Regions from separate parts of the Mus musculus genome. Here region 1 is linked to region 2. Evidence: chromatin contacts called from ENCODE Hi-C or POLR2A ChIA-PET data. All regions are on one chromosome and are shown on one strand. Each heading gives the region's core, a stretch centred on a gene start or an enhancer-like site at or near the end of the contact. The rest is flanking DNA. Distances are from core to core; before and after follow the strand shown.

Region 1 (3,879 bases), core at 12-2,511, 590 kb before region 2:
TCGTGAGCCACCATGTGGTTGCTGGGATTTGAACTCGGGACCTTTGGAAGAGCAGTCGGCGCGCTCTTAATTACTGAGCCATCTCGCCAGCCCCGGGAATGCTTGTTTATAGACACATGTGTGCCACCCTTACCCCATCCAGCTAGTCTTAGATTCTTAGGCTTTCCCCTGTTAGCCAACTTCTTATAACTTTTATGTTCAAATTATAGCATGGTTTCAGACTGAACCCATCCTGACACACAAAATGGCAGATTGCCTACTTAGTTTAGGGATCTCCTCTCAGCCTCCAGCTCAAGGACACAAATGGCTGGTAGAGGAGATAGATCCAGTCGGTTGGTCCTTCTGGCACTCTTGAGGAAGCCAATCTTCTTCATGGGTGTCAGTTACCCATGCAGTAACTCGGTTTACTGGGGCTGCCATAATTGGGTGGGAAGGACGCAGTCTCATGGGTTTTTTGTTTTGTTTTGTTTGTTTGTTTGTTTGTTTGTTTTTTGCATAGCCCTGGAGCTTGCTCTGTAGACCAGGCTGGCTTTGAACTTAAGAGATCCACCTGCCTCTGCCTCCAGAGGGCCAGGATTGAAGGAAGGCATGACCACCACCTGGCCCAGCTCTGCCTCAACTTTTCAAGCACTGGGATTACAGTTGTGAATTTATCTACTATGTGCCTTAAATTTGGATTTCTTTTTTAATATGTTTTTTCAGGAAAGGGTCTCAAGAAGTCCAGGATGCCCTTGAACTTTGCAGCCGCAGTAAGCCTTGAACCCAGAAATCTTCTGCCTCAGCCACGTTAGTATCCGGGTCAACAGGCCTGGCGCCCTAGGTCAGGCCACTGTAGTTTAGGGACTGAGTTGAGTGGTAAGCAAGAGAGATGGTCCCTTTAGGGAGATGCCAGATCTTTTATTCCCAGAGCCTTGGCCTTGCATTCCCTAGCCCTGTTTCAGAAATGACCCAGCAGAAAACGCAGGTCTGGCCTCCACAAGATAGCCTTAGCTTGACCTCAAAAAAGCCTGGCCTTTCCGCGTCCGGAGGGGCGTGACCTAACCCAAAAGAGAGGCGGGACCTAGTGAAATATTCATATCGAAAGGCACGGTAAGCAAGAGGAGGCCAGCCCAAGGGAGGAACCTAGCTCTAACTGGACCGGAAGGGACAGGGAATTTAGCAGATCCTTCCTCAAAGGGCCGGGCCTTGACGAAGCTAGCCCCGGAAGAGGCGGGGCATAAGTGGAGCCCAGCCCTAGGGCGGGGCCTGGCCGAAGGATGGGTTGGCCTGAGGGCGGGGCTTTCAGGAGCGCTCTCCGGAAGCGCAGCTTTGGTGTCCGGGAGAGGAGTTCCAGTCGTCGTCGCCGCTGCCACTGCCCGTGTGTGCCGCGTCAGTCATGCCGGTAAGTGGCCGTTCGACCCGCGGGAACTTCTGTCTCCAGCCCGGATGCACTGTTTCCGAGCCCGACGCTGCTGTCAGGGCGCAGGCCGTGGCCAGAGCTGCAGTCGTTTCTCAGTTTACCTTCCGCACGGTCCTCCGGCTTCGGGACCCTCCGGAAAGCTGCAGAGAGCAGTGTAGTGCAGAACACAGGCCTCCGGATCGCCCTAGAGAGTCTTCGAGAGGCAGCCCCATCCTTTTCTGCATAATGGGGAAACTGAGGCAGGGAGGTAGGGCAGAGAACCCATATAGGAATGCGGGTACCTGGCCTTTCCACATGCATACCCTGCCGCCTGCAGGCTTTCCAGAGAAGCATGTCTCTGTTCATCTCTCCTGCCCACACTGCCCTGCTTCCACTTCAGCACTGGGCCGACAGGGTACTTTCTTCCCCAACCAGGAATCCCAAAGCTCAGAGCAGAGTTTAAGGAGCCGAGAGCAGCGCTTATCTTGCCTTTGAAATCACCCCACTCCTTTGCATGGCGGCTTCTAGTCTCATTGCTTAATTTAAAATGAAGGCCTTACATGAGGCCTTGGCACATTACACAAGAAGAGAAGAAAAACCCCAGTGCTTGCTGGAAAGCGTTTATTGTTGGGAGCTAGCTAGGTAGGTAGGATACAAGATGGAGCCAGACCACCTGGGAAGTGCTGGGCAAAACCAGTTGTACTTGTTTGGGGGCAAGCTCTAATCTCAACTGAGTTCCGGAGATGCTGGTCTAGAGTTGTGGAGTGGAGAGCATTTTCCTCCCAGTGCCTCTCAACCCAGAGGTCTCCCAGGAGTATTCTGTGTTTTAGCAGCTTATCTTCTGGGAATGAACCTGAGGCTTCTTCCTGGTACAAATCCTTAAACCTCTCAGGTGTCATTCTTGTGGTTCCTGCCCATTGTCTTCAGACCCTGTCTGCACAAAGCACAGACCAAAAAAAAAAAAAAAACTTGGTAAAGTCCATCCTGCCAGTCAAGCTAGTCCATGTGACAGACTCCTTGGTGACCTCAGGATTCCAGAGTGGAGGCTGCCCGGCTGCTCTTCAGAGGGCAGCAGTGAAGGAAAAAAATAGCTTGAGGGCCTCTCTGTTCTGTGTCTGCCTCTGGGGACACAGGATTTAATGGGAGATGAACAGGCACCTTATCAAGACAAATTGCTAAGTGCAGGGAGGTATTGGTCAAGTGCTACCTCCAATCTAGCCAGGGAAGTAAGTCTTACCCAAGATAGTTTGCAGACCAAAGCTTAACCCAGAAACCTGAAAGTTTGCCCTTGGCTTGCCAGCTGGGCAGCCTCAGGCAAGTTGTTCTGCCTCTCTGAGCCTTTGTCTCCTCATCTGTAAAATCAGGACTGAAAACAGACCTTTCAGGACTGAGGTTGGTATTAACTGGAGTTATATCATCATATTTAACACAGCTAGTGACCCATCTGTCCCCAAGGAGTAGTGACTCTTATGTTGATGTAGGTCGAGTGGGGTAGAACTGGGTAGGCAGGCTTCCACTCCAATTTAACATGGGTCTCACTGGTTAAAAGTTCAAGTCTTGTGTCCTCTCTCCAGCCTAGGCCTTCCTACTCATGAGCTGTGTCTCCTGGGGTCAGTATTTAACCCCGGAGCTTCAGCCTTCTGATCTCTCACAAGGTAGAGTTTCCTGGCTTTTTGAATCATTGTAGCGATTAAAGGAGACATAAAGGAGACAGTGTAACAAGGTGTGAGAGAGTCGGGCACATCAGAGATGTGCAGATACTAGTAAACAGGACTCTAAGACACCAGTGTTCAAAGACTCAGCGTCCTCTAGAGGAATAGTGTCCTCCTCTTCCTCTTTCTCCTCCCCCTCCTACTCCCCCTCTATTCTCACTCTTCCAGTTCTAGTGTCTATAAAAGAATCATACCACTTACTGGCTTTCTGAAGTAATTAATATATATAATATAGTAATACAACAATATGTAGTATAACAATATATATTATACTTATGAGGATTCATTTTGTTATTATCGTTACCAAACATCACCATAGCCCAGGTTGGCTGTAAGTGAATACCTAGCCCAGGATGACTCTTAAACTCATAGCAATCTTTCTGCCTTAGCTTCTCAAGGGTTGGGTTTGCAGAAGTGAGCTGCCACACCTGGCTTATGGTTTTGTTTTGTGGTGCTAGGTGTTGAATCCAGGGCCTGTGTATACAATGTATGTGCTCTGTCACTGAGCCTCAAACCCAAGACCTAAAGAAAGGATCCTGGGGTCTAGTGGCCCTGGCGAGACACCCAGAAGGTGGAGCAGTTTAGGGAATACCCTTGTGAAGACTGGATCACCCTGTCCCTTAAGCCAACTCTGTGTCATCATGTTTAGTTGCACAATGTGTAGGCAGAGGTAGGGAGCTCTGAGCTGGAACATCGGCCTCCTGGAGCGGACCCCTGACCTCTGACCTCTGTGCTGTGAAAGAAGTCCTTTCCTGCCGTGGTCCTCAGTTTGGAGCTCAGATAACTGTT
Region 2 (3,992 bases), core at 671-3,170:
CCTGGTACCATGGAGACCAGAAGGGGGCACCATCCTATACAACTGGAGTTATTGACAGCTGTGAGCTGTCATGTGGGTGCTAGGACCTGAACCCAAGTCTTCTGCAAGAGCAAGCAGTGCTCTTAACTGCTGAGCCACCTCTCCAAACGCTGTGTTGTTCTTTTTATTCTTTTCATCCCTTCCCCTCTTCTCTGAGACAGCATCTCCATATGTAGTCCAAGCTGGCCTTGAATTCTCAATCCTCCTGCCTCAGTCTTCAAAGTGCTGAAAGTAGAGATGTGCAGGCACGGGACACAGTAGCTAGTTAGGGTCCCCTGATAGATGTGCAGGCATGGGACACAGTGGCTAGTTACAGTCTCCTGATAGCTAAAGGTTTACCAGTTAGTTTATCAGACACTCACGTAATCTCAGGGGTTGGATGAAGCAACAACTCCCACCAAGAAAATTCCTGACACCAGCCTTGGGCCTCCACATGCATGCACACACATGCTACCTATTGCAGAAAGTCATGAGGCCTCTGGTCTCTCTCCCCCTAGCTCCCTTCCTCCCTCTCTCCCCACAAAGGCGGTCTGTCAGCCAAATTCTCTAGCACAATTCATCCCAAATATTTAGCTGCCACCCTTTCCTGATCAATGCTTTAGCTTTCTAGCAGACTCTATACATGTGTTGATTAAGCAAACAGCACTTGGCAGCACTGAGAACCCACAACTGTGTTGGACTTGCCACTTTTTCAGATCTTCCATTGCTGGGGTGTGTTTTGCAAAATTTCTTACAAAGGCATGCTTTCAATCCTAGCAGACTGCCTTGGCAGAAGCAGGTGGATCTCGGTGAGTTGGAGACCAGCTTAGTCTACAGAGTGAGTTCCAGGACAGCCTAGGCTACACAGAGAGATCCTGTCTCAAAATAAAACAAAACAAAACAAAACAAAACATTATTACAAAGTTATACAGCAGAGTCACAGAAAGTCCCTGGGTTTTAAATTGACAAGTGAGCTAATTACTATTTAGAATTGATATTGTTACTGTGAAGATTTCAGCAATACGAAATTGATTTGGTGGCACACACCTATAATCCCAGCACTTATATAAAGGCAGGAAGACCAGAGGTTTAAGGTCATCCATCCTCAACTATGTATTAAGATGAAGGCCAACCCCATATGAGTTCTTGTCTCAAAAAAACAAAGAAAGCTAGGTATGTGGTTCATACAGCTAACCCCTGAACTTAGGAAGTTCAGAAGGATCAGAAAGCCATGTCATCCTTGCTACACAGCAAGTTTTGGTCATCCTGAGCTACATAAGACCCTGTCACAAAACACAATTTCAGCAATATTAGGAATAATAATAAAAGTTGGGTATGGTGGTGAATGCCTATACACTTTGTCGTCTTTATCTCACTGTACTTGGATGGCAGAGGCAGGTGAGTCTGTGAGTTCCAAGATAGCCAGGACTATATTAGAAACCCTGTCTCTCTTGGCATAACCTTTATAGAATACTGTGGTGACTGCATTTGGAAGCTCAATGCCATGCCCTTAATTGGCACAAATGAGTTACTCCTCTCCTTTGCTGTTTTTCACAGGCTCTGACTCTGAAACTCCACTACCCTTGATGTTCACTCGATTCTCCTTGCCTTAATCCCAAACCAGTACAATCAGGCAGTCTCCATTCTTTACCAGGCCATCTCACTTTCTAGGATTCCACTAACTTGTCAGTTACCTTTGTGAAACAAAGCTTAATGAATAGCTCACAGGTTAATTCAGGGAATAAGCAGAAATAAAAACAAGTTATGGAGAAAAACTGCCAGAGAGCCAATGAGCAGTACACTCCGCTATTACCGGACAAAGGACCCAGCCTGCACTGTTGTCTTCCCTGGCATTCAGCACTGGATCTGAGGGTTCACAACACAGACATCATTGTGCCTGCCAACTGGAAGCTGCTGCCACGGACACCAGGATGAAGTGTCCACTGTCCTTGTTCCTGTGTCATTAGTTTCAGATTCAAAATCCCAGATAAGTGCATCTGATTGGCAGAGCCTAAGTCAAGGGCTTGCATCCCAGCTGGGCGGAGCAGCAACTTCTTACTGGTCTCCTCAGCAGCTTCTTTTAGGGGCAAGGACTCTCTCAAATAGGAGGGGGTTCAGAAACTGCAAGTGTCCCGTACATTTATGCTGCTCTAGGCAGATGCCTCATGATGTAATACTAAAGTACAAGTTTGTTTTTGCACCAAAACAAGTCTCTTTTCTAAACTGCAATAAAACACCCTGCCAAGGACGGAAGTTGGCTCAGTGAGAAAGAGCACTTGCTACTCTCACAGAGGACAAGAGTTGGGTTCCCAGCACCCACGTGGCAGCTCAAAACCACTTGTAACTCCAGCCCCAGAGGGATCCCATGTCAGTGTGATTTGCTCACAGGGACTGCTAGTTGTTGACAGTTCTGTTGTCAGCCCAGGCCTTTCCAGTGGGCTCTAGAAGTTCCTCAGCCAGTTGCTGGCTTCCCCCAAGCAAGCAACATAGCTTGTTCCAGATGCTGTAAAGTGCCATTAACTGAGTGGCTTCTAGCATCAACTCCTCATCGTTCAATACCGTGTAAGGGGTCACACATGGAGTCTTCTGACTTGTCTTCACATGGCAAAGGAGCTACACACAGCCTTTTGTTAGGTCAGAATCCAGTTATTTCTCTCTGTCACTTAGCAAAAGCCCCTTCTCCCTACAGCATCATAGCAGAGGTAAGGAATTTGTTGGATATAAATGTTCATCTACAGCAGAAGGCATCCCAGAGACCACAGTGTAGACCAGATCACCCTTTAAGACCTAACCTCAGAACTCTTACCTTCCTTCCTTCTGCCATACTGATAATCTCTCAGGCCAGCCCACATTCTGAATACACAAGAATGGGAAGACCAGAAGAGATTCTTGTGGGCTATCCTGGAGACTGGCTGCCATATGAAGTCTGGGTGTCTGTCCCAGGACAATTAAAGGCAGAGGTCCCGGGCAGGAGGAGGACAATGGGTGTTATCTACCTGCTGTATTAATGCTGGCTCGGTTCATCAGGACAGGAAGTGTTCCTGAAAAAAGCAGACTCTTCCCGCGTGCTCCCTGCTTCATTCTCAACCATGCCATAGATCCTTCCAAAACTCTTCCCCAACATAGAACAGAAAGCCAGGAAAATGACAGGGGAGAGGAAAACCATGAAAGGCATTTTAAAAGATGCATTATCTATACATATGTTTTAAATACAACATAAAATGGAAAAAGAAAGTGTTACATGTAAAGGCCAGTTTTCCTAATCTATCCAGAAACACTCAAGGCCAGGAGGTATAATAATCCCAACCCTTGGGAGGCAGGAGAATCACCTATGTGTTAGAGGCCAGCCTGGTCTACATAGTGAGCTTCAAGCTAACCAGGGTTAGCCTGAACTATCTCAAAAAAAATTTTTTTTAAAAAAGGGTGTGTGTGTATGAGAAAGGGGAAATCTCCTGAATTAATAATTTAACCTGAGAGGATATTTCAAATCAAAATTTTGTAATTTATTAAAGACCACTTAAACTACCACAGTATTCAATGCCAGGGTCTCCTTGAAAAAAAAAATGTGATAAAGTTGGGTTGTGAGCTGATCTCTAGTTTTGACACAGGGTCTCACTGTGTAGACAAACCTGGCCCAAACTCCCAGAGATCCACTTGCCTGTCTCCTGAGTACTGGACTTAAAGCTCTGGGCCTATCTTAGTGGTAGATCCTTTGCCTGGCTTTCTGTGGCCCTGAGTCTGCTGAGAACCTCTATGCATTCCCTACCCTCAGCATTCCACCACACAGATTCCAGAGTAACAAATCCACTCATAGACGTGCAACAATGTCTTTTATTAGGCACAGAATTTTAAATGATCTCTTCAATTTCTCCATATACAGGCAAAACTACGTGTGCCATTTATCTTACTGGAGCTTGCCAACTATCTAGAGAAGGACACTTTATCCCCAACCTGCTTTAACCAGGAGGCCAGTT

The links. A loop is a pair of places that touch in the nucleus more often than their neighbours do. ChIA-PET counts read pairs that join two places held with the same protein, here RNA polymerase II (POLR2A).
Region 1: a loop to region 2 is called in a map of v-Abl transformed pro-B cells, with 4 times the contacts of the local background. The contact joins the promoter of Atox1 here to the enhancer-like site in region 2. A Hi-C loop is called at or near these places in 1 of 37 maps with a recorded cell type or tissue (v-Abl transformed pro-B cells). POLR2A ChIA-PET finds 5 or more read pairs at or near these places in 1 of 5 experiments (embryonic stem cell).

Annotation. Positions count from the first base shown.
Region 1 is chr11:55,458,590-55,462,468 of GRCm38, reverse strand. Atox1 (antioxidant 1 copper chaperone) reads left to right here and starts at 1,261. Exons shown (of 4, transcript NM_009720.3): 1 at 1,261-1,381. The coding sequence starts at 1,376.
Region 2 is chr11:54,870,336-54,874,327 of GRCm38, reverse strand. Hint1 (histidine triad nucleotide binding protein 1) reads right to left here. Exons shown (of 3, transcript NM_008248.3): 3 at 3,822-3,992. The coding sequence ends at 3,975. Among named protein-coding and RNA genes, the nearest start is that of Hint1, 5.9 kb to the right of the region's middle. Within about 2 kb of position 1,920, at least 2 of the 3 ENCODE cell types and tissues checked have a DNase peak (open chromatin) inside an H3K27ac peak, as active enhancers do.